Linked DNA regions of Homo sapiens: all the other regions are linked to region 3. Evidence: chromatin contacts called from ENCODE Hi-C or POLR2A ChIA-PET data. All regions are on one chromosome and are shown on one strand. The core of a region is the stretch at or near the end of the contact, and the rest is flanking DNA. Distances in the headings are between cores, read along the strand shown.

The links. Hi-C counts contacts between places; a loop is a spot of excess contacts on that map. ChIA-PET counts read pairs that join two places held with the same protein, here RNA polymerase II (POLR2A). Pooled maps may share reads with other maps.
Region 1: a loop to region 3 is called in a pooled map, with 3 times the contacts of the local background. The contact joins the promoter of KIAA1614-AS1 here to the enhancer-like site in region 3. A Hi-C loop is called at or near these places in 3 of 50 pooled maps. POLR2A ChIA-PET finds 5 or more read pairs at or near these places in 4 of 52 experiments (AG04450, BJ, MCF 10A and 1 more).
Region 2: a loop to region 3 is called in a map with no recorded cell type, with 4 times the contacts of the local background. The contact joins two enhancer-like sites. A Hi-C loop is called at or near these places in 3 of 168 maps with a recorded cell type or tissue (B cell, GM12878 and gastrocnemius medialis), 27 of 37 single-sample maps with no recorded cell type and 12 of 50 pooled maps. POLR2A ChIA-PET finds 5 or more read pairs at or near these places in 16 of 52 experiments (AG04449, GM12878, H1 and 12 more).

Annotation. Positions count from the first base shown.
Region 1 is chr1:180,953,286-180,957,776 of GRCh38, forward strand. It overlaps KIAA1614-AS1 (KIAA1614 antisense RNA 1), which reads right to left and starts at 1,602. Exons shown (of 2, transcript NR_145481.1): 1 at 1,383-1,602. RefSeq lists a silencer at 657-1,196 and an enhancer at 1,232-1,837.
Region 2 is chr1:181,140,174-181,144,301 of GRCh38, forward strand. No RefSeq gene overlaps it. Among named protein-coding and RNA genes, the nearest start is that of LINC01732, 32 kb to the right of the region's middle. RefSeq lists enhancers at 949-1,449, 1,359-1,438, 1,450-1,950 and a cis regulatory region at 1,254-1,803. Within about 2 kb of position 1,543, at least 18 of the 41 ENCODE cell types and tissues checked have a DNase peak (open chromatin) inside an H3K27ac peak, as active enhancers do; they include gastrocnemius medialis, where a contact is called at or near this core.
Region 3 is chr1:181,061,136-181,065,249 of GRCh38, forward strand. MR1 (major histocompatibility complex, class I-related) reads left to right here. Exons shown (of 6, transcript NM_001385161.1): 6 at 1-803. Among named protein-coding and RNA genes, the nearest start is that of IER5, 26 kb to the right of the region's middle. RefSeq lists enhancers at 893-1,022, 1,663-1,712. Within about 2 kb of position 1,441, at least 16 of the 41 ENCODE cell types and tissues checked have a DNase peak (open chromatin) inside an H3K27ac peak, as active enhancers do; they include gastrocnemius medialis, where a contact is called at or near this core.

The sequences.
Region 1 (4,491 bases), core at 352-2,851, 110 kb before region 3:
GCCATCAGAACCTTCTTACTGAGAGCTTATTAACCAGGAACCAGGCCTAGGCCAGGCAAGAGCCCCCGGACTTAAGAAAGACCCGCAGCCTCAAGGGGCCCCAGCCCAGGGGGAGGCACACACACATTACAGCGCCGGATGCAGGGTATGCTGCAAGAGGAGCTGCAGCCGGTGTAGCCTGTGGGTAGCCTGTGGACAGCCTGGGGCCGTGATTCGTGGTTGGCCGGGTAGTTGGCAAGGGCGCCAACCGGGCAGGTGAGCACAAGCAGGGCTTTGTAAAACGAGTAGGAAGCTACAGCAAGGGCCAAGTGGCTCAGGCACAGAAACGAAGCAGCCACATGCAAAGGTGTGGGTATTCCCGGTGTCTAACTTATGTCCCTCCCGCGGTTCACAGAAGGCCCCTGACACTGGGACTACACGGAGCAGAAAGTGGCACCCCTTTGCCTCAGGCACCTCAGTCTCCTCGGGGCTTGGGGGCATTTTCAGAAGCCACCCGCAGAACCAGCGTCCCGGGCGGCGGCTGGTTTTCCCCTCTTTCCCGGGGGCCCCCCTCTGTCGCTGCGGGGTGCAGCGGCGGCGAGAGATATCCGCAGCTGGCACCCGGTGTCCCGGGAGGGAGAATCGGGGTCTGTCGCGGGCCCTGCGACCAGGAGGCGACTGTGCCCTCAGCAGCTGCCCCGCGCCCGCCCCGCCCTCAGGCCACTAGAGGCAACCTCGCAGCGACTCCGGTGCCCCCCCAAGTCTCCCTGGCAGGGCGGGCTGTCCCCACCGGCCAGGGCAGGCAGCGGGCGGCCGCTTGCTCTGCACCCGCAGACTCCGCGCCAGCCGCGCCTTCCCGGCCACGCGGCCGCCCGCGGAGTGTTCCCGCCGCGCAGACAGGAGGCGTGGGGCCAGGCAGCACAGCCAACAGCCTCTGTCCGCGTCCTCCCGCGGGGCCTCGCGCGGGCGGGGGTGAGAGGGGAGCGGCCCGTTGCGCTGCCTGGGGGTCGCCAGGGCCTTCGTGCCAAGGCCGCTTCCGCGAGGCGGGGTGTGTCCAGCAGGGCACCGGCTGTTAGAGCCGCGGGGGCCTGCAGCCTGAGGGTGGAGGGAGGGCGGGCTCGCGGGAGTTTTGCAAACCCCGCCCCCAGCACACGCGCGCACGCGTACACGCACACACACTGCTGGGCTCACCCTGCCTTTGAGAAACGCACGGCTGGGGAGGCGGACGGGGCCTACTGGTGCACCGCACGGTCCCGGGCCTTGCTGAAAGGTGATGTGGAGGCGGCGCGCCGAGCCAGACTGGGAGGATGAGCTGGAGCTGGCCGGAGGGATGGGGAGGAAGTGGGGCGACCTATGGACCCTCATGTCCGTGGGGCGGGGGCGGGGTGTGCAGGAATGAGTACCTGGTGCATGAGTGTCCCCAGCTTTCAGGCGTGCTGGAAAAACCGCAGGCCGGCTCGAATTTTGGAAACCAGTGTTAACCAGGACTTCAAGGACCTGCCTTCGTTGGGCTGTCCCTCGCCTTGCCCTGCCAGCTACGCAAATGTTCCAGAGCTCTGTTGAGGTCATTAAATCACCCTGAATCCATACGGCAACACTGCGAGAGAGAGACTATTATACCAGGCTAACGCACGAGGAGTCCGAGGCTCAAAGGTTAATTCACAGATAGATCCAAGGTCTGGGAGCCAATCAAAAGCGGAGGCAGGATTTGAACCTGGCCCTCTGTGACTTCCAGCCAGCATCCTTCCACCCTCCTGGGTCCCTCTGCAGCTCACCTCCCTTGGAGGCCCTCGAGCAGCTCTGGAGGCCCTGCTTGGCCTGCCCGCCACTGACCTTCACCAGGACGCAGGGGCTCTCATTTTGGTTTTTCTTCTGGGAAGTGGGGCTGGAGAAGAGCAGGCAGATCCCTTTCCAGGGCAGTGTTTCCAAACTGCAGGCACAATTCACTCATGGGTTATAAAAGCAATTTTGTGGGTTGAGACCAACATTAAATTAAAATAAAAATTAGAGTGCTTTATACAAGCCAAGGGTAGGTTAGGTTTTGAGAAATGCTTCTGCAAGTGTGTACCGAGTTGTAATTTAAAGTGGGTTATGGCTCTGTTCTGCGGGGAGGCAGAAGAAACCCTCAGGGCTATGGCCTGGCCCCTGGGGTAGTGGGGAAGAGGCCTCCATCCTAGATGCCCAGGTGTCCTGGGCAGCTGTTTGTTTCCACCTCTTTTCCGGGTGTGCCAAGAAGAGGCCTATGACCCAGGAGAGGAGGGCAATGATGCGACTGTGGACTTCTTAGTCTTCCAAACTGCCTCTGGGCACAGGATTCTTGTGTGGGTATTATTGGCAGGAGCTTTGTTTGTTGGCTCCTGGATCCCACTAGCCCCAACTTCACCCATCCATGCACCCACCTACTCTCTCATGCTTTATGCATGTGCCTTGGCTGGAATGCCTTTTCCCTGTCCCCCCACAAACCCCGTGGCAGCCTTCAAAAATATTAGAGGTGTCTGTCTCTGGAAGCATTCCCGATACTGCATGCTGACTTCGGCTCCTCCCCTTAAATCCCATAGGATCTTGTACCAAGGGCTCTTTATTGTGACTCTTTAGGTAGAATTGCTTGTTTATCCTCCACTAAACTTACCTGGCAACAAGTGGACTTCCCTAGTTCATCTACCCAACCCATTTCCCACCCCAAGTCCCCAGACTAGTTCTGGAGCGACTCAAAAGGCCCTGCTGCACCTGCATGAACAGGCCTTCCCCTTTCTCCCTCCCTCCCCCACATATCCGCAGAGAAGTTTCCCTCTTTCCTACAAAGCCAGAGCACCTGCTTAGAAATGGCAAGAGCCTTCCTTGGCAAGAAGCTCTGCCCAGCGCTCTCTGGCTGTGGGTTGGCCAGGTCGGAGTGCTGGACCCTGAGGAAAGGGGCTGCGGGGACTGGCGCTGATATGTGCCCATGGAGCCAGGGCTTAACAGCTGCCCTGCCAGTCCTGGAGGGTATCCGGAGCTCTCCTGTGGCTGCCAGGCTGCCTGCCGGGCCTGCCTTTGTCTTGTCCTTCTGCAGTCTGGGCTCAGGCCCCTACTCACAGTGTGGAGCTGCCCTTAGGGTTCTGGCCCAGTGCCAGGCACTGGGGAGGGGCCTGTCCTGCCCTTAGGATACCCTCATCCCCAGGATGGATACAGCTTTGGTTGTGAAAAAAGGCCAGCGTGCAGGGCTACAATGGAAGCCCCAAGGCAGGAGGCCCCACTCTACCTAAGGAGCAGAAAGGCTCCCAGGAGAGCCAGCTCTAGGACCCCATGCCCCCCAAGACCCCAAGCTCACCAGCCTCCATCCAGCTCTGGTGTTAACTCAGGAACAAGGGGTGCTGGCAGCCATGGGAGTGGCATTCAGAGGCCACAATTTTCATTCTCATCCTGAGCTCCCCAGACTAAGTCTCCAGGCTTTTCTGGGTTTATACAGTAAGGGGTTTGGCTCATTTACTTTTTGCTTATTTCCAGCCAAATACACAAAAGCTCCAAAACATTTATCAGCAAGGCGGACCTGTGTGAAACCCTGAGCCAGTAGATCTCTTGAACCCTACAGTGGACTTGAAATGCGGTCAAGTCCAAGGCAACTGATATCCATGCTTTATCCCAGGTACTTCTAGTTCAGTGCTTTAATCTGCCACTAACTGGCACCGCTTTTGTGACCCCTCTCCCCACTCCTCAGCCTTATGTTACCACTTCTCATGTTAGAGGGATGGCTTAGTGAGACATCTGCTTGCCACCACTGAAGTCAGGCCAGTGTGTTTTCTCTTCATGGAGGCCTTGTATGGTCCAGGCCAACCTGGGCTCCAATTCTGTCTCTACCACTTACTAGTTGTAGCCTTAGACAAATTTCTTTATTGCTGCATGCCCCAGTTTTCAGGTGTAAAATTGGTCTCAACAGTATTTCCCTCGTCGGGTTGAGAACTGAATGAAAATGTTTTGCTCCTCACGGCATCCCTACAGCCTTGGTCAAAGACCTACCCCACACATCAGATTTGCATCAAATATTGGCCAGAACTATTGGCTACTGTTTAGATAAAACTTTCAGGAAGTTTAGAGTTACTGACCTCATCGAAGGCCAGCCAATCTTACTGTGCCAGGAGAAAGCATCTGATGGTATGTGAGCAAGTGGGCTGGGAAGGGAGGTGGGGAGAAAACACCATCCAAAGAGGCTGGAATCGGAAGTGCGTGCCCACACTGGCTTCTGGAGCCCGTTGCCCCCTCTCTGAGGTGCATCTGTGGTGATGCTTGCTCAGGCTCAGCCTGCCCCTGCACAAACAGCTGCTGCTAACGCTCCGTGTAGCAGCACCTGGGCAGGTGGGCATACAGCTGGCATCTGGAGGTGCCAAGGATCATTTACTGATTTGAAATTTGTCCTCTAGGACAGTGACCTATTATGGTGGCATGGACAGGCCTTCCCTTCCTGTGAGTTTCATTTTTGCCTCAGGTCTTGCCTTTTAACATTTTGGGACCTTTGCAATGATGGCAAATGAGTTTTGC
Region 2 (4,128 bases), core at 293-2,792, 79 kb after region 3:
CACATAAGAGCAGCTTGCAAGGACTTGAGAACACACAGTCTGGTGAAAGAGAATTTAGGGGTGACACTGCTTAGGTTCTGTATGTTCCCAAGAGGAGACCCAATGCATGGATGTTATAGGGAGAGAGTTCAGCTCCAAAACCACTAGAACCATCTAATAATTCTAAACCGGCATGGGCTGAACCAGGACACTTCCTGGATATGGAGCATCCAAGCAGAAGCCAGAACACTGCTATGCAGGAGAGGCAGATGTCTGCCGGGTCATGGACCTGGACAACCTTCAACATTTCTTCCAACCTTAAGATTTTGTGAATCGCTGAATGAAATTCTAATTTTAAAGTTTCTGACTCAGAGGCAGAGGAGGCTCCTATTTTGAGTCAGAGTACCCAAATGCAAAGATCCCAGCTCCTTGGAGACAGACGGACCTGGCTTCTGAGACTGGCTTTGTCACTCACTAGTTGTGTGCCCTGGAGAACTTCCTTTCCCTTTCTGAATTGCAGTGTTCTCAGCTGGAAGATGGAGATATTTACCTGGCAGGGTGTTGTTGGCATTAAGTGAATCAATGTAGTAAACATGGCCAATTGTGTGTGTGCACACGTGTGTGTGTGTATGTGTGTGTGTGTGTTAGTGGGGGTAGGAGGAGTATAGGATGTTTGCCATGCTAGAAAATCGTATTATTGCCTACTGGTTAATTTTCTTTTTCCTAAGACCAGCTTACAGAGCAATGGAACACTGAGTTTAATGAAAAGATGAAACAGATGCTGATGTGGTGTGGACAGATACTGGTTTGAATCCTCTTAGCAGAGAAGGGAAAGTTCTGATATGGGGAAGATGGGGGAGGCACCTGTGACTATGCTGGAGGAAAGGGCAAGAGGAAGTCACCCCCTGAGGGCCACAGGTGGATACCCTCTGGTGCTGTACCTGGGCTTCTGGCCATGGGATGAGTTGAGCTGTGTGGTGCTCACTGTCTTTCCGGAAAGGAATGGGCCTGGACCGATCTGCCTCCCCCCATGACTATCTGCAGGTGACACCAGATCTGCAGTGACCTTCAGCTATGAAGTGGGCACAGGTTTCCTTTTAGCCCTCCCCACCTCGGCTTTCTGCACTTGTTCCTGCCAGCCCCCACTCCCTCTTACTTCATTCCTAATTCCTTCCTCCATCACATTTTTTCCCTTAGAAGCTCATGTACATAAGGAGGTATGAAGGACTGGTAAAGCTACAAGCCCGACCTCTACCAGGGATGCTTGCATTTCAACTCTCAGCCACTGCCATTCTCCACTGGGGGCCTCTCTCCCACAGTGTGAGAGTGTGGGTGGGCGTGGTGCAGCTGGCACCATGCTGATGTCTGTCTCTTTGCAAAGCTGACCTACCCTGGGTCAGGTCCTGGCTGCCTTGAGTACTGGGAGAGGGTGGTGAAAAACAGGCCCAAAGCTCTGTGGGGAGCAGCCCCTTCTCCCCTGGCCTTTGGCTAGGAGGAAGTGAGTGGGTCCTGCCTTGGGGCCTCCACTTCCGGGGCCTCGAGGGCTGAGGCTGACTCGATGATTCCTGGAAGGTGATGATGTCATGGTGACATAGCAGTTCCCCTCCCCAGCCAAAGTCAATAGGAGAGTGGGTGATGAGTGTCTCTCATTGGCACAGAGGCCCGAGGCTCTCAGGAATGACCAAGTCCACTGGCTTGTCCAGGCCACTTAACACCACATTCATCAATAGCTCCCTTCCTCAAATTCCTACAGCTCTGATCATCTGTCCCTTCGGCGATCCCATATTCTGGACTTCCAGGGCAGGCTTGATTGATTTTAAACGTTCTGCCCCTTTGTTTTTCCACGTCAACAAATTCACAAATCATAGAAATTCATCCCAGGTTGGCCTGTGCATCCTGGGGCTTTGGGGACACGGAGCCACCAGGCTTTCTCAGAAACAGAGCATGATCATGTGTACCCTTGCATCCCAGCTTCACATCTGCATGTCTTTTCAACAATATTAATAGCTTCTTTAGAATCAGCATCTGTGTCTGTTTCTTTTGTTTTCTCCAGGACTCCTCGAAGGGGCTGAGTGTGTGGGAAAATCTAAAAATGCTTATGGGGAGGGGGAGGTTAAGCTCCCCTTCTTGTCCTTGTCAAGGGCTCTCTCCCACTACTTCACTGGGGGTGAAAGGCGCATCCGCAACAAGGGCCCCGTGAGTTCATAAGGAGATGTCTTCTGCTTCTCTCACCCGTGCTTATTAAAAGGTAACCTAGTCCCGGTGTGGGTTTGGGAAAAACGCTGCTGGACTTGCGCGGGTCGGGGTTGCTTTTGGATAGCCACTCCCTGCACTCTTGTTTACCAAAGACCTGACTCTCTGACAGACTGCGTCAGACCCGCATGGAGTAAAATGGATCCTTTGTCAGCTGGAGTCTGAATTGAAACGCCTTCTCTGCGGCCCTCCCCAGACCGACCCCAGCGTTTTACAAGGGAGCCCTGGCGTTGCCTTACGCTGCCCGATGCTGCCCCCTGCAGGCGGCTCGCAGACACAGCCCGCTCCGCTGGGTGTGGAGGCTCAGCCTGTCCCACACAAATGGGTTTTCATCACCTAGAGTTGTCAGAGCAGCTAATAGCGCATGAACAGGAAGAAAATTAGGCTTCTCTAAGTGAATTGGGTGTTGAAAGACACTGAGATAAATGGTGGAGGCAGTGAGAATGACTGATGGTGTTTCAAGTCTGAAGTAATAAGTTGGGGAGGTGAGGGTTGGGGGTGGGAGGAGAAGGAACTAGTGTTTACAGTGACCATGTGATTTAAATCTGGGCTCACAACAGCCTCAGAGGCAAATGCTCTGAACTCCTGTTTAATGGATGGTGAAGTCGAGTCTTAGAGAAAAATTAAATAACTGCCCAAGATTATACAGCAATAAATGGCAGACCCAGGACTTGAACTCAGTGACCCCAGGCCTCTGTGACATCTGCTGTCCCGCCACCCCACCATAAGAGATCATCGTCCTGCCTGGAGGAAGATCCCTTTGTTTATGGGATGAACTGGGTTTTTTGGAATGAAGGGGAAACTTCAACAGGGAATTCTCTTCACTAAGACAGTTTGTAGCTGTAGCCTCTGTCATGTGATATGAGGGGTGTTTGGCAGATCTCCCTGCCTGAAAACATCTCCCCAACTTGCTCATCACATTGCCTGGAATTTTGCTAAAAGAGAGTCCTTCCTTTGATTAAGATTGGCTAAGTGGTACTCCTGTTAAATGAAAATGCAATTCCTGTGGGGGAGTCACAGGTTAAACCTTTAAATCTTAATTCAACCTCAGTGGAGATTAGCTCATCAGGTTGCTTCATCCCTGTGATAGAGAATGAAGGGTGTGGGGAAATTGGAGGACAGGGGGTGTGCCAAAATCTAATTTTATTACTAAATGTCTCAGAGACTCCTCAAACTGTACCAAATGAAACTCTTTATCTTCTCTCCCACACTCTCCCTTCTTGGACATTAAACAGGCTCAGAAATCCCTGCAGTGTCCCTCTCTCCTCCATCTGATGGTCACTGGGTCCTCCCCAGCCTGCCTCTGAAGTGGTGCCTGAATCTCCACCGTGCACCCTCACTCTGTGGTGTGCTCAGGCCCTCGTCAGTGTGTTTCTGCCCCTGAGACTTTACCCTTTAATCAAACCTCAGTGCAGCAGCAAATGAGAGCTTTTGAAAACATGAATCGGAGGATGCTGCATTTCCTCCTAAAATCTTCCTCAGTGCCTTAAAGAAAAGTGCCAATTCCTCAGTATTTTATACTTAGGAGAGTGTTCCCATCCTTCTCTCTTGCCTCTCCTCTGTACCTCTCATTACCACCCTCCTTCACCCCATTCCCCAGCCTGGTCATCTCATTCATAGCTCCATGCTTTTGTGCTTTGTTTTTGTCAGGAAAGCCCTTCTCCTTCAGTGGTCAGCTAACTACTCCTCCATGAAGCCATCCCTGATTCCTACTCCAGCCCCCAAGGAAGAGGTAAGTTTTTATGTCACCCCTCACTAAGCCCACACACATGAATGAATGGATGAGTAAACGAAGCTCAGCTGATGAGTGGACTATCCAGTTCAAAAGATGAGGTTGTTTCTGAAATGAATATAAACCAAACTGTGGCTACGTTTTTGAAGGTTGCTGCTATGATG
Region 3 (4,114 bases), core at 191-2,690:
CCATAATGCCACTCAGCAAGCCTTGGTTGTAAATCTAGTTTGATTACATTTGTAATCAAATGATGGCCATTTGTTCTGTTTCTGGTTTGTGAACCAACTGAAGACATAAGCAGGGCCTCAGCTAACCCACAAATAGCACATGTGTGCAAACTGGAAAAATGAACCCTTCTTCTGGGAGGACGCCAGCCCAGGCCAGGTCACCCGGCTTGGCCAGCAGAACACAGAGTAGATTTTGGTCCCGTTTGTTCCCCAGTGGGGTATCTATCCTTGTGCAGGGCACAAGCCTACATGGTGGCTCTGGTCATATCATTAGAAAATAGACAGAAATGGGCTGCACACCAGAATGAATGAATTGAATTGAAAGGGAGGAGTGATGGTGGAAAAAAAAACAAGTCAATTCATTTAGACTGGTAGAACCAGAACCACTGTGTAGTACATCCAAACGGTTAAAATTCCCTGGAAGATGTTACATAATCCTATCATGGTGTTTATTTATGGAAATCTATTTTAAAAATTTTATGTAATACTGCACAGTCTGTTTGCATGATGCCTTGTACGTAGTAGCAACTCAGTAAATACTTTTTGAATGAACTAGTATAGTATTTTAATTAGCTAGTCTTCATGTACTGGTACAAAAGAACAGTGTCATCTTACAGCTGAAGTCATAGAGGGGAAATATCCCACTCAAGATCATATAACATTCCAGGTACTCAGGATGAATGGTTTGAGGACTGGTCTGAATTCTTCAAAGGTTTCAGCTGTATTAACATTCTCCATCTAATAAACTTTATCTTGTCATTGCATTGTCTGTGAGATTAGTGATCTGAAACATTCCATCAATACCCCCACCCCACCCAACACATACATATTAAAGACAAAGATAGAATTCGGAGGTTCTTATGGGAGGTACTGTTTTTCTCGAAGGCTATGAGAAGAGGTGCTGAGAAATGAGTTCTCAGCCATCTTGGGGGCCCAAATATCTGAAACCTTCCAGAAATGTAACTAGTCTGAATTTGCTTTTCTGTCACCATTTGGGTATTTGGTTAATGAAAGTTCTTAACATGCAAATTCCACCCACTCTTACCAATGCCCTGAGCTGGGAAGCACCCTGAGCACTCTTACCACACCCTGAGCTGTTGCTTTTCCTCTCCGCCTTGCCCCCACTCCGTGTTGGCTGCACCAGCAGAGGCTTCTGCATTTGCCCCTGGGCGGGAGTTGGGTATGAAGGTCTGGGCCAGAAGGTTCTGAGTCCCTAAGCTGAGCTGCTGGGTGGCAGCTGGAAGGTCAGGCTGGCTGAAGCCCTGGCGAGGTGACACTGGGTCTGAGGCAGGTGCAGTGGCAGCGGCCAGACCTCTGAGGACACAAATGGGCTAGAGTGTGGGAACAACCGGGGAAACAACCCGGGGGTGGGAAGGGAGTAGGAAGGGGGGAAACAGCTTCTGAGAGGAGGCTACAGGATGAAATGGGAAGCCACGAAAATAAGGAAGTGAAACCAAGGGAGAAATAAGAGTGCCACCCAAGCCGAGGCCGTCCTGGCCTTTCTTCCTTTCTGAGGCATCAGCGCAGATTCTAAGTTTACTTGAACTAACCGAAAGCTCTGTTGTTTTCTGAGCAACATCACAGTGGCATAAATAGAGAATTCCTGGAACACACTGGCAAGACACACGCTCTAGAAGGTGACAATTCTGGGGAAATCTGAAGGGCTGGAATAATAAAAAGTCAAACATTTGGCATCCCATCAGCTGCTGAAACACAACCCTCTCACGTACTTTAAAATACCCAACACATGCACTCTGCATATTACTCACGAAACAGCTACGAATGCACAGTCCCTGTGTTACACACAACAGGAAGTTGCCAAACCAGATGTAACCCACCAAGGCCGAGCACATGGGCAGCCCTTCACCTTACTGTTAAAAGACTGAATGGTCATTGGTCCCTGAGGATCCCTGAAGAAGACAGGCAAGCTGTTCTAATCCAATTTAGGTCTTTGCAACTGAAATTGAGATCAAATTTCAAAGATCTGTAAACTAGTGCAGCTTCACAGACTTGAAATTAGTCTACAAGATGACATGTTTCTGGGCCTAATGATGACATTTTTAGAGACTGCCCCCAGCCACAAGGAATTATTCGTTTTTTCTGTGTGGCATGGTATACACCATATTTTCATTCAAGCCACAGAGTTTTTTTTACCCCAGTTTCTTATTAATAATCTGCCACAAATACTGATATTTAAATCAAATTCTTATGGCCTTCATTAGTTAATCAACCATTCATGAAATATATGCGCCATAAGGCCTGACACTTCAGTGCCTGGCACATAGTAGGCACTCAGTACATATGCATATTGACAAAATGAACTGCTGCTCCTACAAGCCAGACTCTGTAGGCAACACAGCACAATGATGTTCTGAAAATTAGCAAGTACAAAAATGGCCCAGACATATGCTTATAGAAAAATCAAGCTCACATCACAGAAAATAATTTTAGAGATTGTAATCTAGAATGCATTTCTATAAAACAGTCCCTGGGTTTTCTGCTAACAGAAGAAATACAACTCTGGCTGGGGGCACGGTAGCTTACACCTGTAATCCCAGCACTTTGGGAGGCCAAGGCGGGCAGATCACTTGAGGTCAGGAGTTCGAGACCAGCCTGGGCAACATGGTGAAACCCCGTCTCTACTAAAAATACAAAAAAATTAGCTGGGTGTGGTTGCTGGTGCCTATAATCCCAGCTACTTGGGAGGGTGAGGCAGGAGAATCACTTGAACCTGGGAGGCAGAGGTTGCAGTGAGCCAAGATTGCACCATTGCACTCCAGCCTGGGCGACAAGAGCGAAACTCTGTCTCAAAAAAAAAAAAAAAAAAAAAAAAAAAAGAAAAGAAAGAAAGAAATACAACTCTGACAGTGAGCTTTCATAGTAATACTGAAGACACAGGTTGAATAAAACTTTCAAGTGAGATGGGAGGGCCTGCACATAAATATGCCATGAAACAAAGGACATGGGGAGGATGAAGGGCTCAGCACTGCCTCCTTCCCTGCAGCCGCTGGGCTGGGCTAAGAGGACCCATAGGCAGTGGCGATGGCGACAGCAAGGAACTCAGAGATGTTCAGTGAGACAGAGGAACTTCTAATCCTCTAGTTTCCTTTTGTCTTCCTGATAGCCTATCCTCAGAGAAATAATTCCCTTACTAAACGCCTAAGTGCTTTTCAGCTCTGCCACTCAACTGACACTTAGCTATTCTGTGTTGGTATTTATCTGTTTCTGCTCGGCTTATCTCCCTGGCTGGACTATAAACCCCTTAAGGGCACAATGTGAATTCTGTGTCCTTCACTTAGTATCAGGGTGATCTTAAGTTGTTTAACTTCTCTGAGCCTCATTTTTATAAAACCCGGGGCTAGTCAATACCTGTCTTCCAGTGTCAAAGTGGGGATTAAAGGAGATGTGTGTGTGCAAGCATATTGCAAAGAAATGGCATCTGGGATGTGTCTTCCTCTACGTGCTCTCCAGGGACTGCTCCCCATGTCCCATATAATCGCAGCCACCATTTATGGGTGCTTACTATGCACTGGGTACTTCACATATATTACTTCTATTCCTCATAACAACGTTGGCAGCAGGTATTATTATTATTATTTTGTTGAAGTTCAGATAAATTGTATTTCTTGACAAGGTTATATAGTTAATAAGTGGCAGAGGCATGATTCAGACTCAAGACACTGTCTTGAGTCTGGGCACTGTCCTATCTGCACACAGGGCACTGTCCTATCTGCACACAGTAGGCCCACTCCATCAATGCCTGACCAAAACTGTGAGGTGTCATCCACTTAAAACTATTGAGGACTAAACTCTGATTTTTTTATCTTGCCCAAATTCTTATCTAAGGGGACTGGGGAGTCATGCTCTATAAATCATAAATTCTCATCAGATGGGTTTTATTTAACCCTACATATCATGATTTATTTTCCAACTTGACTCTGACATAACATTACCAGACAAAGAAGAAAATCAAAATATTTTAACCTGGCCAGGCGTGGTGGCTCACGCCTGAATCCCAGCACTTTGGGAGGCCGAGGCAGGCGGATCACAAGGTCAGGAGTTCAAGACCACCCTG